Linked DNA regions of Homo sapiens: region 1 is linked to region 2. The links are chromatin loops, found by intact Hi-C in ENCODE. Cell type or tissue: PC-3. All regions are shown on one strand. Links, peaks and the distances in the headings refer to the core of each region. The heading gives the core; the rest is flanking DNA.

The links. Hi-C counts contacts between places; a loop is a spot of excess contacts. Peaks named below come from ENCODE experiments on the same cell type or tissue, not always from the same donor. Only the 100,000 strongest peaks of a DNase experiment are listed, where the experiment ranks them.
Region 1: a loop joins it to region 2, with 2.2 times the contacts of the local background. A loop is called at or near these places in 1 of 110 quality-filtered maps.

What each region holds. Positions count from the first base shown.
Region 1 is chr15:36,771,725-36,781,949 of GRCh38, forward strand. The region is part of intron 10 of CDIN1 (CDAN1 interacting nuclease 1); the gene reads left to right. Among named protein-coding and RNA genes, the nearest start is that of MIR8063, 200 kb to the right of the region's middle. In PC-3, for the core only: no CTCF peak of the experiment used is centred there; no DNase peak of the experiment used is centred there.
Region 2 is chr15:36,653,465-36,663,689 of GRCh38, forward strand. CDIN1 (CDAN1 interacting nuclease 1) reads left to right here. Exons shown (of 11, transcript NM_001321759.2): 4 at 634-694; 5 at 4,369-4,441. Among named protein-coding and RNA genes, the nearest start is that of CDIN1, 79 kb to the left of the region's middle. In PC-3, for the core only: no CTCF peak of the experiment used is centred there; a DNase peak (open chromatin) is centred at 5,067; H3K27ac peaks cover 688 bases.

The DNA of each region.
Region 1 (10,225 bases), core at 3,352-7,351, 120 kb after region 2:
CGAGACCAGCCTGGCCAACATAGTGAAACCCCGTCTCTACTAAAAATACAAAAAATTAGCTGGGCACGGTGGTGGGTGCCTGTGATCCAGCTACTCAGGAGGCTGAGGCAGGAGAATTGCTTGAACCAGGGAGGCGGAGGTTGCAGTGAGCAGAGATGGCGCCATTGCACTCCAGCCTGGGTGACAGTGTGAGACTCAGTCTCAAAAAAAAAAAAAAAAGAAGATAGACTCACACAAACCAAACTCACAGCAACTGACTGAATTCTGTAGTCCTGTGCATTCATGCTGTTAAAAGAAATCTGTCAACAGACCAGAAGCATTTGTTTCAGGGACAGAAGTGAGGATCCTCTTTGGTTCTTCTTTTCTTAGATATTATGTTAACAGTTACCCTATTGCCAACACATCATATCTTCAAGTAGAGTGTACTGTCCCTTATCCACAATTCTGAAATCCCAAAAAGCTATGAAAACTGTATTTTTTTTTTAGTAAGGTGGTGTCAAAACATATTTAGCAATAAAACCTGACCAGAACTCATGTAAAGTTAGTTGAAGGCTTTACTTACTTTACTTGGCGCAAATCGTCATATGTTTTTCTTTGGATATATGAATACATTTGATTGCATGGTGCTGCTTTGTTCCCCACTCTGGGTATAACATAATGTACAATATTTATAAATTTCTAAATCTGATAAATTTAGTTCTTGAAGCCATCTGGCCTAAAGGCTTCAGGTAAAGGATTATGATAGCTTCTTTATATATTAAATTCCCAAAGGACCTCCTCTGGTCTTGGGTAATAGCCCAGCCTCAGGGCAGTCCATTTTCTAACCACTTTTGGTTTGACTATGCTGGCAGGCAATGATGTTCATCTCAGCAGGGACCAACTCAGTCTTGCTTCCCATTGCTGTGCACAAAGCCTGGAATGGTGAGGCCCTGATAGATACATACTGAGGAAATACAGCAATCTATGGTGCATTGATTTCTCTAGTTTTGCTGTCAGAGGGTGACCTTTTCCAGTCTTCTCCCTAAATCCTGGGAGCACCATGCTCTGATAGGATCTGTTGAGCTGTATCTCCAAATTCCAAAAGAATTGTGTTAACAGAGGAAATCAGTTATTTAAATATATTGTTATAGAGAGTGGATTGATTCCTAAAGAGAGGAAAGAAAAACCTGTATAACGCAAATAGATTCTGTTGCAAGAAACTAGTAGTATTAGCACTATAGTAGTAACAGTAATGCTTTGTTCTCTCCTCCCTCTCCTGCATTGTAGTTACATGCATATTTCATCTGCTAGTGTTCAGGCAGACTTTTAGAATCAAGAAGCCCCTCATTCTTCATCCTGTTTGTGGGGGGTGGGGGGAGGTTCAGGAAAAAAATATCCCAGGTGTGCCTTTGGTGTTCAGTTTTTCTTACCCTAATAGCTATATGGGTCTAGTGATCTGGGCTCAGACAGTGACTGAAAACTGAGATTTCTCTCCACTCTTGCCAATGGCACTTGTCTCTGAGGGATTTTCAGGATCTAGGGCTATTGGTCCCATGGTGGATGGGGCAGTACATCCATCCCTTATTCTCTAGATCTGTGCTGTTCAACAGAACATTCTGCAATAATGGAAATGGTTTATATCTGTACTGTCTAATACCATAATCACTAGCCTTATATTGCCATTCAACACTGGAAATGTGGCTAGTATAACTGAGAAACTGAAATTGTAATTGTATTAGTTATTTTTTATTTTGATTTTAATATTACACGTGGCTAGTGGCTACTGTATTGGACAGCACAGGTCTAGATCTGGGGTACAGGCTCTTTTCATTCTGACATAAATGGCTGAGGCATTCTAAGGCTACCCAGAGAAGATCACTCAACTCAGCCTTAAAGTATGGGATGAAATAATTCCAGGCAGAAGCAGAACAAGTAAAGCAAAACAAAAACAAAAACCAAAGCATAGAAATGCTAAAGAACCTGGCACATTCAAAGAACTGTATCTGACTCTATATGGCTAGATATTATTATAGTGTAGGTTGGGTGAGAGGTACTGGGAAAGTGGTAGGAAGTGAATTTTCTGAAAAGACCTTTCAACTTGTCAGGCTAGGGATAAACCCTTCAGGGTGTTTAAAGGTGCTCCTGTAATGTCAGCTGCTATTCTGAGGCTAAGAACTCTGACAAGGAGTTATCTGTGCCACTTGGCAAATGTCTCCAGTCCTTGACACCTCTGAAAGCTACTTCCTGCACACCAGAAGCATAGTTTGGCATGGAATGTCCTCCTGAAGTTGAACTGCGAAGAGATTTCTTGTGGTTTCTGCAGATGGCTACTGTGCAGTACTGGGAGTCAGAGAAGAGTCTTCTCAGGGACCTGAGTTTAGGGCCGCCTTCCCACACCCCCAGGCACCTGCCGGCAAGTAACTGACAGGGGTGTGTGTGTGTGTGTGTGTGTGTGTGTGTGCGCGCGCGCGCATGCATGAGGGGAGACACAATCATAGCCCCTTAGGTTACTAGAGACAGGATTTAAACTTAGATGAAGGGTCACTAGTCCTCCTCCAATACTCTCCAAGGGTTAACAAACTGGAAATTCATCTAAACAAAATAAGCACGACCTATTCCTACTCTGGTTGTTTTTTTCCCCCAATTGATAAGTTGAGCTATTTGGAGGGGACGTCTGTACCATGTGTTTTTCCTATACTAAAATTTTAAAAGTAATTCAAAACGTTCATTTTCACGGACCTAGGACAGTCTAAAATAAATTGAACCAAGAATTTAACTTTTCATTTAGCAAAAAAAAAAAAGTTTTTCTCTGAAGGGTAGGAAGACTTTGCAAAGGTTATCATAATTCACATTTTTTCCTTATTTAAAAAGAAAATCCCAATGTGCTGTTGGTAGTTTTCCTCTTTTTCTTCTGAATCTGATTCTGCTTTGACTTGAGTTTTGTTGGTAGAACAGTTGCAGATTTGACTCTTACAAGTCAAACATATGACCGTGTGATTAGTAGACTTCCTCAGGTGCACAGTAGGTTATTCAGGCCATCTTACACTCCTAGGACTGGTCTCCAGGAGAAACAAAGTGAGATACAAAAAGAAAATAAATCTGTCGCATTATTAAATTTGTGCTCTTGACGCCTGCAGTTGTTGACTGTAGCAAGTGGGGGTTAAACTGTCAGCTTGACAACTTGTAAAGCTCTTTATCATAGAAAGCAAGAAAAAAAATCAATGCTGAATTACCTCAGGAATATTATTGATGACATAAATGTCATTTTCTGTTTTTATTACTTTTTATTGTATTTAGCTTGTAATTCAAACCACTTTCTAATTAATTTGGTTTGGCTCAGTTGGAAATAGAAAAAGCTAACTATCTAATAGGTGACACATGTCGCAGAGAAACCTTACAACATCCCCATTTCCCTGAGATCAATCAGCCATGAAATAACTTACCAAACTTTTGTTTTTCTAGCAAATTCTTAAGAAATACAATGAAATTAAATTTGTCTAGTCCAAAGAAACGGGAAGAAACATGAATGAGCAAAAGTGACCTGAAAGCCCAGTTTTATCTAGCTGTAATCTCTCGTCTAGTTGTTAAAATATCCCGAAGCACTCGATCATGTTGCATTTTAATTTCAAAGCCATGTGTTGTATTAGCAAAGTGCACATGTTCCTGATTTGAACTATGAGTTCCCCGGCTGTTAACCAGAATTCTCGGCTGGCACGGACAAGGTCTCCAGGAGGTCAGAGGCCTAGAGTCTACATCTTGGTTAGATCTTACCCGTGTGGAAACCAGAAGCCTGGGTCAGGCAGCAGTGCCTATGACAGGCCCTGATTAGATTAGGACTACATTTATCAACTACACAGAGAGCACACTTAACCTTTCAACTCAAGAGTCTTGATGTACCTTTATTTTAAAACAAAAAGGTGAATGTTACTCTGCCAAAGTCTTGATCCAATAGCAATGAAGTATAACATGCAGCTTTTTCTAATTTCATCTATTACCAGATTTACACAGGGACAATATGCAAGATGTATACCCTGACAAGCGTTTTATCTGTTTTCTAAATGTATAAATATGATATTTCGATATTTATAGAAACCTACTTCGTAATTTTACATTATGTTCATTTTTTTCCTTAAGAGCTTAGAATTTTTCTTTGGTTTCTACCTGGATTTACTTACTGTATATATGTATGTACGTATGTATGTATTCATTCATTTAGATTTAGTAGATTAGAACTATTCTAGTAATCGATTAATATATCATGAAAATCCATCTGTGGAAGGAGTAACAAGCTGCTTTTAGAAACTTGATTTCTTTTTATTCTCCCAAGTATTTGGCTTAAATATTTCTTTGAAACATCACTTAATTTTTTCAAATATGTGGTTTAATTTTCTAGGAAGTAACGACTAAACTTTTAACAAGACAAATTGAATAATACAGTTTTACAGTAGGTTTTTCAAGTACGACCCATTCACATTCTTCTGATGAGCCTTTGATCAAGTCTTTCACTGCTGGGCAGTCTTACCTCACAGATTTAGGATATGTCAGGGACATCTGTGTCCTCCTAAATCTGTATTGGAGAGAATATTCAGGGAACATACATGGTGGTGATAGAATCATGGTATGGGGAATGGTCTGAATTCACCACCAATGAACACCTGAACTCTCTTCATTCATTTATCTTCTAGTTCCTCACTGAGCACCTACCGTGTTGATCAGGTGGAGAGAACACTCCCTGGCCTCTTGAAACTAACTTTCTACTTTCCCAGTTCTGCATCAGAATCCTTGTTCTATGCCAGTGCCAAGTCACATAGAGCTAAAAAATATTCTTCTTGGTAATCATGCACAGGCTGTAGCCTTCAAAATAAAATTATTCTTCGTGCTAAAAGGATGGTGTTTTCTGTCATTATATTGTTTCTGCAGTATGCTTGTTCAGTTATGTAAACTCATTTTCTGTGACATTTATAGGATCCTGGCCTAGAATGCAGGTTTAAAGGAGGAAAAGGCAGCAAAGAGCTTTGGTAGAAATAATTATTTCCCTGAGTAAAAGAAAGATAAAATGAGTTCATTTAAATTATAGTAAAAGTGGTTGCCAGTCGCCCAACATAGTGATCTCTTTTTTTTCCTTACCTAAATGAAATCTAAATCTTAGAGCCATTTTGAACGTTTTCTAAAACATGAGGTTGTTTTGCCAATTCGCTTTCATTTGGAAATAATTTTTAAATTTCCTATTATATCATAAACTTTGAATTTCAAAAACTGCTGCATGAAGCGCTGTTTTCATCTTTTTGTCCCAATATTTTTGATGCCACACTTCTGATCTTAAGGTTATATAATTTTAAAGGTTAGTCTGAATTTGATATTTACTGGGGAAAAAAATACTTATCAGTAGGGATTACCATTATCTTGGTTGTTGATGGGCACATTTTTTAATAGTGCTTACTTTACTGGATGTGTATTTAATAGGTCCATCAGCAATATTTACTGAGCCCAGAGTGTGAATAGAATGAAAATGTTTTCAACGTTGTGGCTAATTAGTGACGGGAGAAAAAAAGAAATACTTGAGCTTAAATTGTTTTAATAATTTCCTCAGTTTCTAAGTAAATCTCTGCACCCACACACCCTACCAAACTCACTTGCTCATTTCAGGTCACCTTATGTTGGACAAACCCTTTTAGAGTTACGCTTTGTTGGTTTTTAGATCTGAAAAAAAAAAAAAAAGGTCCATTGTCCATTCCCTCCCTCTCCCTGTTTTTCAGAAACTTATTTTATATTTAAAGGTTGCCAACATTCTAGCTGTCAAGGCCACACACAGTCAACCATTTGGACATCTAATCAACATTCAGAAGACATTTATTGAGCCCCTACTGTACACCAGACTCTGTTTTAGACATCAAGTTTGCATCTCAAGGTTTCTATTTATATTTTTATTTTTTGAGACAAGATGTCACTCTTTCACTAGGGCAGTGGCCCAGTCTCGTCTCACTGCAACCTCCGCCTCCCAGGCTCAAGCAATCCTCCCACCTCAGCCTCCCAATTAGCTGAGACTACAGGTGAGCAACACCATGCCTGGCTAATTTGTGTATTGTTTGTAGAGATGGGGTTCTGCCATGTTGCACAGGCTGGTCTCGAACTCCTGGGCTCAAACCATCTGCCCGCCTCGGCCTCCCAAAGTGCTGGGATTATAGGCATGATCCTGTGTACCCAGCATCTCAAGTCTTCAAAGGCAATTGGAAGATATATCTGATGACCTAGTTAATTCTGCTGGAATTGGTAGCCTCTGAAATGCTTGGGTGATCCCTTCTGGGTCTTCACTTGCTTGATTTTAGGATGTTTCTCCCCCTTGTGAAGAGAATGCAATGTTCAGCGTGCTCAGGAATGTAATCCTGAATATCAGATACCAAGTTACCACGGGCCTGGCTTAGACTGAGTATAAGACCTCTGTTTTTAGGGTTGTTGGCTTTGTCACCGTCAGGTCTTTTCTGCCTCTCACGCACTGCTGTTAGGAAGTCCTGAAGCTACTGACCCCCACAGATGCCTCAGATTGGGAGGACACACGTCAGGAAAGGATGAGAGTGACATGGGATCAGCCTGGAAGGCAGCCCGAGAAAGTGGAGGAAAGTAGAGGGTCTGTGTTCCTAGTGCTATTTAATTAAATCTGAAACTCCTTTTTATGGGTACTTATCATTTTACCCTCTGCTACCTACAAACTTTTTCTTCTGTTTTGCCTTTAATCTAAAGTATTTTAATAAGGCTCCCTTCCACATTCCTATCCTCTGCAATTGTTTTACATCTCTCCTTGCAATTATCCCAGAAAATAGTCTCTATATGACTTGATTTTGAAATGTTTCTTAGAATTAATCAATAACACCTTGAGGTTTTCCAGTTTAATTTGTATGTATTTATCTTGGCATATAGTGCACATCTCTCTAGCATGCAATTTTGTAGTTGTTTGGATGTTGGCAGGTTTTAGGGGTGGGAGGGGAGAAAGTTGTATTTTTAGCTATAGTGATTCACTTTGTAAATGGTGTACACTGTCGTCTGTCCTCCAGTTGATTTACTGCATATGGAATCAACTCACTCTAAGCACACCCTACAATTTCAGTGGTTTACAAAACCAATAAAAATATAAAATGCTGAAATAAATATTTAAGATTCCTTTTCTGCATTGCACTAAAGATATGATGGAAATAAATTGTAAAAGAAAGTATTTGCACTTGAGGAATTCAGGTAAAAGTCATGAAGCTATAATTGAAAACAGGATTGTAGGAGCCGAGTAAGACTGGGGGGAGATAATTAAATTTTACTATTTGTCTTATTTTTAATCATATATTCATTTACACAAAGCCAGTCTTGATGGACTACAAAATACACCATATGTTGTCATTTTAAAATAAAGTTTTGTATTTAAATTAGGCATGTGTGCTATGTGGCTGTATGCCACCACTCCCTGCATTAAAATCCTTCTCAACACGGGGCTTCAAGGAAACCACTACCAAACAATTAGAGTTCCCTAAACAATGAATCTATTCGCTATATAATTTTTAGATGCACCTCCAGCCTTACTCCTCCTTCACAGACCCTCTGCTCTAGCTCGCACAGTTTTCTTATTCTCTTACAAACATGGCAGCTTCCTTCAGTAAAGATCAACTCACAACCCAGCCTCCACCTAAGTTCATTTTTTTCCTTTGGTGTTCAAATCTCGCTCCCTACAGAAAACTTTTCCTGGAGACTATAGCCCAAAGACAGATTTCAGTGGTTCCCAAGTCAGACTGCATATCAGATTTAATGGAGACAGCTGTTCAAAATGTAGATTCCTGAGCCTGCCCCAGACCACCTTACTCAGATTGTGTCTAAATCTAGGAATATGTGTTCTATCTTGCTCCTCAGCCAATTCCTATGCAACTGCTTGGCATTCTCCATTCGTGTTTTGGGAACCACATGGGTGACGGAAAGAATCAGTAATTCTGGAGTCTGTTGGACCTGAGTTCAGATCTTAGCACCTGCACTTATTAGCTGACCAGGTTACCAGACTTCTCTGGGCCTCAGAGACTACAAAATTGCAGTTTCTTTTCCAAAGATTTTTTGTTTTGTTTTTTAGAGGAAGGATGCTCTGAAAGTTGAAGATACCACCCAACTAAGTTGGTACATCAAGTAGTGTGAATATAGTCTTCTGAAGATGGTCCTATGAAACAGACTGCTTTTCTGAGTGGGGTGTGGTAGCCAGTCTCGTTTATGATGTGGTCATACTGAGTAGCAGTGGCATTTCCCTCCCTCCCTTCTTCTAAAGTTCAAATGAGTTTTCTCTCTTCAATCTAGAACTCCCATAGTCATTTACGTTTAGAATGATTCCAAATGGAGAGTGAGTCTCAATTTCCTGTGCACTGAAGCACCCGTTGTATGGTGTATAAAGATATTGGGAACACTAGTGCCTTTTTGGGACCTGAGACTATTTAGATATTAAAGTAGATTTCAGAGCCATTTAAAGCAGATTTTTCAGTTCCTCATTCAGGAAAAGAGAATGGCAGTCTCAGAACTGGAAGGGACCTCAGCCCTTTTACTGAGTCTTCATGCCTTTATGCCAATAAATGCTTGGATCAGAAAATCTCATTGGCTCACCAAGCTGAGTCAGGAAACCTACCTGTAATAAGACATGTGTAAACCAAAACTATCAAACATTTTAAATTGTTTTAAATTGATGTTTTAACCAATGGCTGCCATCCATTGTACTATAATTGAATTAACTCGTATAGATAGAATCCTATTAGGCAGGTGGATTCCTTTATAGACTACCATATTTAGACACACACCTCCACCCCACCTTCTCTTGAAAGCTTTTGAAAAGGAATCTTTCCCAAAGGTTGATTTGACTATCTGCAGTGGAAAAACCTTGAAGAGTTAGGTAACCTCATTTACTAAAACAAAAAGCAAAGTGTATTTGTTGCATATTAAGTACTTGTCATGAGATGGATTCTGGACCAGTGATTTTATAATTATTAATTCTATGTGTATCTCTTATTAATTCTAATAACTGTGCAATAGAGTAGATACTATTGTTTCTATTTTACTTATAAGAACACTGAGGCCTGCTCAAGGTCAGAGAACTAGTAAGTGGCCGAGCTAGGAATCCAACACACGTCCAACTCCAAGGACATTTCATAGCAAGAAATGACAGACCATGATTTAGGCTGAGGTTTCTAAAATTTTGAATTCAATATTAATTATACCTATGAACTTTCTCCCTGCATAGCTTTCCACATATGCAACATTTTGCATACCGTTTCAAAAGGTCCAAGGACGCCCCAAAGTCCAGGATATCACCAATGAGTATGTAACTCTAGATTTAGCTTGACAGGAAAGATTGTTAAATAATTACAAGATAAATAAACAAATTCCTCATGTACCTCACATGTGGAATTTAGCACCATAGATGGTAATACAAAAGAATAATCTAATGAATGCATGTGTTACATTGGGCTTACATGTAAGTTACAACTGGGAGTTCAAGTTGTTCTTTTTGAGAGGGCAGCTATGCCATTTTTAGACTACTTAAAAAAATCACATTCTAGTACTCATATTTGCTTGTAGAAATAAGAATAGTAATAAAATTTAAAGATATTAGGGCTAAGCAAGACCTTAGGCATTATCTGAGATTACGGCCTTTTCATTTACAGATGAGGAAAAAGGGCCTGAGAGTCTCTGCAGTTTATCCAAGGTCACACAGCCAATTACAGTCAGGGTCACACTTGGAGCCTGGGATTTCAGATTCTTTTTCCCGTGCTTTTCCTACATTGAACTAACTAATTCATGGTATGCACATCCAAAGAAACAATAGGTGTCCATTCTGCATCTTGAGTCCATTCCTTTCCAAATGACTGAAACATGTTCTTGCTCTTTTGAAAATAAAACAGTAATAAGAGATTTAGCACAGATATCCTTTTCAGTCCCATAAAGGTTCAGATAGAAGCTAGAGTACATGCACGAAATTCAAGACTATGGCACAGAGGCCAGGAGCCATGATGCCGCAGTGAGATTAGGAATACTGGTCTGTTGGACCAGAGTTATGGATTATCATAAGCTCAATGATCTCAGTTACTCCCTCACTTCTTCATTCATTCACAAGTATTTATTGGGCACCCAAAGGTGGGTCAGGCCCTGTGCTTGGCCCTAGGAACAGAGACACATAGATCCAGCCCCTGTCCTCACCAATCTCAGAAGCAGGAGGGACATTTTGTTTCCTCAAAAGGTT
Region 2 (10,225 bases), core at 3,512-7,511:
AAAAAATCCCCCCAGCTTCCATGTCTGGGGTTTTGTTTTGTTTGGGGATTTTGGGGAGTTGTGTGTTTTTTTCCAGTGGAGTGAGAGGATAATGAGAGCTGGAGGTTCTTCCACAAATCTAGGGCAGATAAGGTGATGGCTTGTATTGCCTGTCACAGGTGTGCTGACCCACTGATGACATGTCTGTTCCATCGTTTTCTTAATAAGGTGTCAAGCAGCCCTGTGAAACAGGTAAAGGAAAAGGCAAGATGGGTGCATGAATGCTTTTCTCAAACTATATAAGTCAACTTCTTTCCTTTCCATGCAATGGTTGTCTGTGGTAGAGACAAGGCAGAGTGATATGGATAGTTCCTCTTGTTCACTTTATATGGTAGGAGGTGAAAGAAAACAAGGGAGACCTAAGTATTTACACCTTCTGCCCCCACCTTCAGCTTCTTAGTTGCCAGTGGTTTTGAGGTGAGTTGTTTGTGTTATGTTTTTCCCTTCAGTGCTTTCCTATGAAAGTAGCTTACTTTAACTAGAGTTGAGCGTGGCATTTGTCCAGGAGAAACATGTATACACACAGGGGATGCTGACAAGTCTATGCTGGCCTTTTCTTGTCACTGCATTACCACTTGGCTTTGTCTTGTCTAGGTACCTGAATGGAGTGGTGAAAAATGGAGCTGCCCCAGTGCTCCTGGACCTGGCCAATGAGGTAATGTTATTGTTATGATTTTATTTAAACCTGCGTGTAACCTAAGGGGCCTATCTAGAGTAACTTTGCTTACAATTATAACTACCTTTGGAAAAAAAAAGGATTTGAGGTGCATTAGACATTTAAATTGCTCCCTGATCTCTTTGTACTTTTAGTAATTGGACAAAGAACTTCACATATTAATAAATCAGTTGACATAATTAGTCTACTTCTTTTAAGGCAAATGTATAAACAGCCTCTTGGTTTCTTATTTTGTGGAAAATTTCAACCAAACAGCTCAGGACATGCTTTTCTTAGGATAGGTTGTCTTAATTTAGTGTGAGAAATACCTGTGTCAAGTAAAGAGATGGATGCCAAAAAAAAAAAAAAAAAAACTGCTGTTATAAAAATGAAGAGAGAAATTGTATACTTAAAGATGTACTTGATTCATTTTTTTGTTAGCAAACTTTTATTATAATAAAGGATACATGCCTTGTAGAAAAGTCTCCTTCTTTATATGAAGAAGCATAGTGTTCTTAATAACACCAAGTAAGAAGTGATTTATTGAACTTATTCGTTAACTCTGATCTGCTTCTGTTTGGGGAAACAAATAACAGCCTTACATTTAAAAAGGGAAACCCTACAGATTTCCCATGAATGAAGAAGCTGTGAAAAGTTCATAATAGTTGCAGAGAGCATACCAAAAAAATAAAATATTTAATTCCTAAACTTTAAAATATTTATCCACTGTAATAAGAGCAATACAATATTTAGTCTGACTTGGAACTGCTTATGCAAACCTCGTAGGGATGGAATGAAATGTACACTGTTTTTGCGTTGCATTATAATGGAAAACATAGAAGCAAGGCAGAAAATGTGTGTTTGCATTAAAGATGACTCGGTACTGTGAGCATTAAGTGTTGCAGTAGCAGCAAGTTCTACATGTTATATTAGCAAGGAAGGATGGCTTCCCTCACAGCTTCTGTCTGCTGCTATACACTGCTGCAGTCAACAAATGAGCAATTACCTATCAGTTACTAGATGGTTTTAATAGTCTAAGCAATGTCTACACAATCAGATAGGATAGTTAACATATAGAATGAATTTCTGTGCGCCTCCTAGGAAAACAAGTATTTTATTCTTTTTTTGTTTTTTCCATTTCTAGAGCAGAGTGCTTTTTTTTTTTTGCTTTTTTTTTTTCTTTTTTTGAGACAGAGTCTCACTCTGTTGCCAGGCTGGAGTGCAGTGGCGTGATCTTAGCTCATTGCAACCTCTGCCTCCCGGGTTCAAGAGATTCTCCTGCTTCAGCCTCCTGAGTTGCTGGGACCACAGGCCTGTGCCACCATGCCCAGCTAATTTTTGTATTTTTAGCAGAGACGGGGTTTCATCATGTTGGCCAGGATGGTCTTGATCTCCTGACCTTGTGGTCCACCTGCTTTGGCCTCCCAAAGTGCTTGGATTACAGGCGTGAGCCACCACGCCCGGCCAGCAGGCTGGTTTTTAAATGTATCTAGACTTGTTTGTTACAAGTTTATGCTATTAGTAACTTGAGGTATCTGAGCTTTAACTAGGAATTTAGTGATTGTCTTTTATGAAAAAGAAGAATAAGCTAGCAGCATTCCAGACACAGCATCTAGAAAGAATGTGATGCAAATATGGTACCCATCTATATAGATGATGATGTTGATTATATAAGTTTTATATCATAGCAATTTATATTCATTTGAATTTTTAATGGATAGTTCTATATCCATTAAATATTTAGCTGACCTCAGTTTCAGTCTTCTAGTAATATGGAAAAATTTAACCTACCAACACATTTTCTCCTACATCAATAAACCTTTTATTTACCATGAATATATAGCAGTATTTAGCCAAGAGAAAACGTAGTTGTTTAAAGACTTTTCCTCCGTTTTGGCTACAGACTAGTACAGAAAGAATAGCACTTTTCTATGAAATTGATAATGCATTAGGGAAATTTAGGAATGGCTGGTACCATATTATAGCTTCTAAACAACCAAGGTGCCATTTTTTCCAGATAGGTAATACTTAGATAACATACACTTGCATCTGGTGACAATTGATGTGATGGTAATACTTTATGAGCTGATATTTATTTAATCAGGGGAAACTATAAAAATTGATGAGAAATATATAGCATTGGTACATTACAGGGTGCAGCAACTCTCTTAGACAAGAGCATTGTATTTTTATTATCTTTTTGGGGGGCTAAGGGCTGTATGTGGTCATCATTGATTTTATAAATGTCTTCATACTACTTTTCCAGTTTCAAGTCTAAAATTGAACATTTTAGCAATTCACACTTCGTTAGTGATAATAAGATCAGTCATTCTGTTCTCTCCACACAAATATTTTCAAGTGAGATTTGAAGCACTATGCATTTTATTTACATGCTAAATTCTGACATGAAGCATGATGGCCCTATTTCAGAGAAAGATGGACACATGATTAATATGAAAATTAGGGAGATGCAAGTACCTGAACTAATAAGGTAGTCCTTATTCAGGCTGGACTACCTTCAGTAATTTCACCATTTTTCATGTGTCAGCTCTGATGTGGGTTACTAGGAATAAGCAGCTTCGTGGAAAGCATTTCTTTCTACTTGGGGAATTTAAGGGCATCCAAGTACATACGTATTTGAAAAAACTGTTCATACAAATGAAGCCAGCCTTTTTGTCTAGTTACTAAATCAAGATAAAATTTTGGTATGAATACGGGACTTGAAAACCTGTCAGGAAAAATTCATGGTGATAATATATGAGGAATGTTTGCTGTCTTCCACCTAAGATAAAAAGACTCGTTTTAGGGAAGCATTATTGTTCTTAAAAATGTGTGTTCCTATTTTTTGGTGAAATTAAGTAAATGGTTAATAAAAGATTTAAGAACCCCAAAGAAGACAATATCTTTACAAAATAGTAGATACATTTTTTATTAATTAAAATGACTGTCGGACTGAATATCCTTTGTTTTCTGACTGGTTCTTTATTTTAAAAAGTTACCACCCTGGGATCTGTATTAATTAAATTGGTAAGTAGTGTTTCAGATAAGGACGGTGATCTTATGTTGCAGATATTATATTGTTGTAATTTATTATTAACATCTCTGCAATGTAGTTGTCTTTTATCAAATAAAATATTTTAAATGTAAGGAATTTATACCAAAATTTCAGTTGTCTTTAAAGATAAAATCAGTAAAATCCTTATTTGGATTTGTCATATAAGGACATTTGACTCTGTTTTTGAAAACTGTCACTAAATAACAAAAAGGGCTTATTATTTGAAATTGCATTCAGAACAGTATAAATATAGACAGTTGCATAGAAAGAAGCATGGCTTGAATAAAAAATTATATTGGCCTACCAACAGAAAAAATTGAGGAGAGATGAAAAAAGCCTATTTCACTGTTTTAGACGAATGCTTTTTCTAAGTTGTTCCATCCTTTTTGCTCCAATGTTATATTCAATAAATTTGACCCATTTATTCTTTTCAACAGCCCAAACCATACTTGTTATAATTTTATTATAATGGAAGCCACCAAGGGTGGGAAAGATTTTAATGAATGATGCTTGCTATGGTTGATTAAAATTGACTTATTCTTCAGTGTTGACAAAATACTGGAGTATCCACTGCTCGCACAACTTGATAGTTTTAATTTTCTACTTCTGTTTTATAAAGGTGGACTATGCGCCCTCATTAATGGCTCGGCTTATACTGGAGAGGTTTCTACAGGAACACGAGGAAACTCCACGTGAGTTACCCTTTTTTCCTAATGGTACTCTTTTACTCCCTTCCCCAATTTAAAAATAATTTACACAGCATTTCAAGTCACTTAATGAGAGCCAGATTCCAAAACAGCTATCATGAACAGTTAATGACAATTAAATGCAATATAAAAGACCACCCACAACTTAAATACTCTTCAGAATAATGCTCTCTTCTTTGTCTAAATTCCACACTCAACCTCTCCATTGAGCTAAATAGACAATGTGTATCAAACTAAAAAATTGATTCATCTTCGTATATAGAATAAGATACATCATTTGAAAAACCATTGTCAGGAACTGGCTCTAAAAGAAACATTCATCCTTTTTATTTTAATTCAGCAAGACCGGAGAAATACTACTTCCAAATGCAAAGGTGAATTCCACTGGTCTTCCTACAAGAAAATAAAAAAGAAAAAAAGAAAAGAATAGAGCTACAGAAGGAGGTTCAAGCCTAAATTAATTTGCCACTGAAAAAATACATTTTGTTATTTTCTCTGTGTCAACTGCATGATTAAAACCGGCTGTTAAGTGAGCTCTGGGGATGTGCTCGTAAAAGATTTATGAGTAATATTCAATGTGATATTCAAAGTGAGTCATGAATATCAGGATAATTGCTCTCAGTGCTGGCTCTTTTACTAGGCAGGAGTTTGTCAACTGCCCCATAAATATTTGCCTAGTCTCATGTAAAAAAGACAATTTCATCTTCTGCATTTTTATTACCTAGTATAATGTTTACCTTTGGAGCTCAGCTGTGGTAGAATAGGTAAAAAGCTTTGGAATATGCTTTATGCACATAATCTTCCCTCTTTGAAAGTAGAAGATAATACCTGCTAAAACATCATTCAGTAGTACATGTTGGATTTTTATTTTTTTATATTTTGTCAGGGATTTTTTCCCTTTGATTTTCTTTGAATCTGCAGTTACCAGTGACTGGTGGCCCAGTTACCTTGTGAAGGTTTCATTTGAATGAATTAAGTACTTCCCCTAAAAATTCAATATCATTTCAATAGATGTAGCCTCCAAAGTAACCTGCAGTGATGCTTCATGAGCAAATCACATGATGTCAGAATGGTATGGTTTCGATTTAATCAAGAAAGAGATTAAAGTGGATGTGTGTTATTTTCAACTTCGCAGCAGCACCGCCATTTGTCAAAGTCAACCTTCTGATTGCTTTGGACCTACTGCTATCCAGGTCTTGTCAAAATAGTAGTCAGCATAGTCTGAAGCAGGTAGACTGGCCTATATAGAGCAGTATCAAACACAGTAAAACAGAATTCATTGACTTGTGAATTATGAAGTTAATAGGTTGATCATAAATTTTGTAGCCATTAATTTATCTTTATAACACTGGCACATCTTCAGTACATTTTTCTTTTTATTTTGTACCATTTTATACAGCAGAGTTAAATAGTACTGAATATAATTTTGATGTGTACTGTATATCAGAATCCTATAATTCCAATGCTAGGATTAAATGTCTTGCATGAATACACTGGAGAAGGACATGAGCATATTTAGAAACATACCAAGGAAAGGGTATTTCAAGAATGTGGCTGCTTGGAAAGGAGGCGAATGTAAATATTGTATGCTTGAATTACACTATGATTATGTATAATCAAATAACAGTATTTTGAAGCTTTTTCTTTTATAATTGGTTGGGTTAATGGTTGTTTCACTGTGAGTTGTTACAGAGTCAGGTTTTGTTTTTTTTTTTTTTTCCTGAGTAAAATCATGACAGATATTTGATGTTATTTTTAATCATCATACTAGGCTATTGTGAAGGCACCATTTTAACTCCCTATTTGCCAGTAGGCTGACTGCCAGTCAAAAATGCTGTATTAAAATATTTCTCTGGACAGAAAATGGTTTCAAAAATCTTTTATGATTATATGACAAACCATAATTGAGGGTTTATCATTTCAAAAAGTGACAGAAAATGTTAAAATTAATGCCAGGTTATAGAAGTCAATTAATTTGCTGATGGTGCTAGGTTATCTTCCTTTCTTTTCTTCGTCTTTTTCATTCTCTCTTTTTCCTTCCTTTTCTTTTTTTTTTTTTTTTTTCTTAAAGAACTTTAAGTTACTGTGGCTTATATTCTGACACTTTCTTCCCCTTCAGAGCATGGGCCTGGCTGGCCTTTGGCAATGAAATTCAATGCACATGGCTCCGCAGTCAAATCATCAAATTTCCCTGTGTGTATATTAGAGTTTTGTAATGTGTTTCCATTATGAAACAATGCGGGGATAATTGTCTTTGGTAGCAATTAGCTAACAGGTTTGTTCAGTGCTATTGGCAGAGGCATCCATCACCCCCTTCCCTGACCACACTTTTTGTCTAGTGTGGACTATGGAGATCAATAGAATTCTATATAGGGGAAATCACCTCAGCTTTAATGAGCTGCAAGTCTCAGTCTTGGCTTGTATTTTTAATTTTTTCCTCTTAAAACTAGAAATCAGGCAAAAAAATCCTATTCTTTTGGGGGTGGATTGTACTGTGTATTTACTATTACTTTCATTAGATCAATGCTCAGTTTTAAATTGTTTTTACTTCTGTAAAAAGGTATAGCTAATAGCATGGGACATATAAGCCATGTAATTTTGATAACATATACTTTAGGAATATCCACTTTAAGGAGTACTGTTGGGTTTCTCACGCGATAATTTTTAGGGTATGATATATACATTCTGTCTAGTGTCTCAGTAGTTAAAAAGAAACCTGAGTGGCTCTTGTGATGACAAACAATTTTGTTGTACACATTTTGTTATTGCCCCTGATTAAATAATGTTCTATAGCCTTTTAGACTACTTTTGTGTTGTACTGTTGCTTAGCCTCACAACAAAACTAGTGTACTGATAGGATACGTATTTTGAGTTGAGCTCTGCAGGGACTGAGTATAAGTGCCTTGGCCATCATCCTATGATTATTACTACATAAAGCTGGTCCTAGAACCCAGATTCCAAGTTTTATCTGTTCAATTGAATTATTTTTCTTCCTCCCAAATTAGACATGAGGAAGTTTATCCATGTTGTGCCATTTTCTCTTCCTCATGAAATCTGAAGTGAGGCTGTTCTGGGAGAGAATAGCATCTCTGGTTTTCTGTGGCCTCGGAATCACCCAGGGAGGTGGGTGGAGCATGTGAGGCCAGTGTACAGGTGAGTTGTAAATGGAGTGGTAGCAAAGGGTGTGAAGTGGATGGCAGTGCTGGTGCTCACACTCAAGGCTTCCAGCTCCTTGTCAACAACTCTTTTTATTGCATTACACTGAATAAAGTAGCAGTTAGAATAATTGTTGGGGAAATGCTTTTAGACTAGCATTGCAGGTTTTCCTGTCACATCACAGACCTGGGTAAAAGCAGGAGATAAAGAGCTCTTCACTCATCATGCCATCAATCCAAGTGATTGAACCCTACCCCACTCAGTAGCCTTTCTTCCTAGCAGAGGATATTACCAACAACATTATGATTAATAATAAGTAATAGGGAGACTCTGTTTGGATGTGTTTTTTTTTTAAAGTCAGTCGTTATATTTTTAACAAATCATTTAAGTGTCAAAGTATCAAAATACATATTTTTCTGTTTTATACCGTGTTTTCTAATTGCATTGAGAGTATAATTGGAAAGTGCTGACCAGTTACAGACTGAGTTGCTTAAGGAAGGCTAAATTTTACTCCCATGTTTTATAGTCTACCCCTGGGATCACCTTTCCATCTTAACTTTTACAAGAATGCTAGTGATTTTACCTGTTTTTTTGTTATTGTTCAATGCTCCCTGATTTTAGCACAGGTCCTGCTCCCTATTAACTTTCAAATGTTAAATGTGTGAGTGAGTGATGAGTAAATGAGTAAGTTTCACACTAATAATGGTGACTTTCTACTAGGAGCATTATAGAAAATCTCTGTTAATGAAAACTCTAAGTATAGAAAACTGTTAATGAAAATTTTATGAGTAGACATGATAATGGAAATATCCTTAAACAGGATAAAATTGTCTAAATGTTCAGTCCTTTTATGAAAATCAATCCTCTATAACTTATAAGGTGAACACTATTATTAATAGGGAGGTTGACATTATAATAAAATTGTAAATCGACCATGTTTACTGCTACTGAGTCTGAATATAAGGCAGATTAAAATTTCTGAAGAACCATTGAGAAAATACCTCAATCCTCATTATAAACTGATGTTTTTGCTTATGTCCTGGAGATTTTATACAGCTTACCTTTGCTTTCTTTCATGTTGCTGTTTAATCTTTCTGGCTTTGGGATAGACCGAGGTTAATAGTCACATCATTTGAAACTGAGCCATACAGTTGAATGTAATTTGCCGTAAAGATGAATGTTTTGTAGAGTTCCTCTTTATTTTCTTAAGGGAATGTGCTTTTCAACATAATGTGTATAATCCCTGCCTCCACACACACACCAGAATGGGATTATGATTTCCCTGATGGGATTACTAAATTTTGTTCTTACTTTTTGAATGAGCTTAATTTTAGTTTTCAAACAAACTGGTTTATACCTTTTGCCAGTATGCTAGGCCATCAAAAGATGGTACAATCATCTTCAAAACCTGAGTTTCAGTATGCTAGGCCATCAAAAGATGGTACAATCATCTTCAAAACCTGAGTTTAATAGAAGAAAGTATGAGAAGGCATCCAGTAGGTGTTTAGATCTGATTAGACTTTGAGTGGTCCCTTTCTAACAATAAGAGGATATTAATTCCTTTGGAATTCATGTTCTTCATTCCTCTGCAGATTGTCAAGAGCTATTTGAATCCTAACTATATTCCAGGCACTATGTTAGGTGCTACAGTGGATGGAAGAAAGGATAAAACTCATCAAAGAACTCATAGTTTAGTGGAATGTATCATGTGTGTACGTAACACAAATCGAGTATCCCTTATCTGAAATGTCTGGGACCAGAAGTGTTTCAGATTTTAGTTTTTTTTTTTTTTTTTTTGGATTTGAAATATTTTCATTATACTTACTGGATGAGCATCCAAAATCCAAAATCCAAAATGCTCCAATGAGCATTTCCTTTGAAATGCTCAAAACGTTTATGGAGCATTTCAGATTTCAGATTTTTGAATTTGGGATGCCCAACTTATGATCCTGTCTGTGCCTTTAGAGGTAAAAACATCTCTTTGAAAGGAATCAAAGAAGAGATGTGTTCTAGTTTGTAGAATTAGAGGAAGCCTCATGGATTGAGGCTTCAAGAGAAGACAATTTAAGACAGAGAACTCTATGAACAAAGAAAGTTTGTATGTACAATCTTAGTGGGAATTAAAGTTGGACAAATTCAGATGGGGTTATATGATGGAAGATACTGAAATCCAGACCTAGGTATTTATATTTAAATTAACAGGGAATGGGAAGCCACTGTTGGTTCTGAATAGCAGAGTGACTTGATGAGAGCTTTTATTTAGTTTTTTATGACAGTGCTTTTCAACAAGACAGATACGGAAGATATCTGAAATGGTGTGGCTGTATCTCCACCAAATCTCATCTTGTAGTTCCCCGTAATCCCCACGTGTTGTGGAAGGGACCCAGTAGGAGGTAATTGAATCATGGGGGGCGGTTACCCCCATGCTTTTGTTCTTGTAATAGTGAGTGAGTTCTCACAAGATCTGATGGTTTTATACGGGCTCTTCCTTTTTGCTCGGCACTTCCCCTTCCTGCCACCATGTGAAGAAGTATGTGTTTGCTTCCCCTTCCACCATCATCGTGCTGAACTGTGAGATAACCAGGATTTGTGTAATTCCTAGCACTTTCCTAT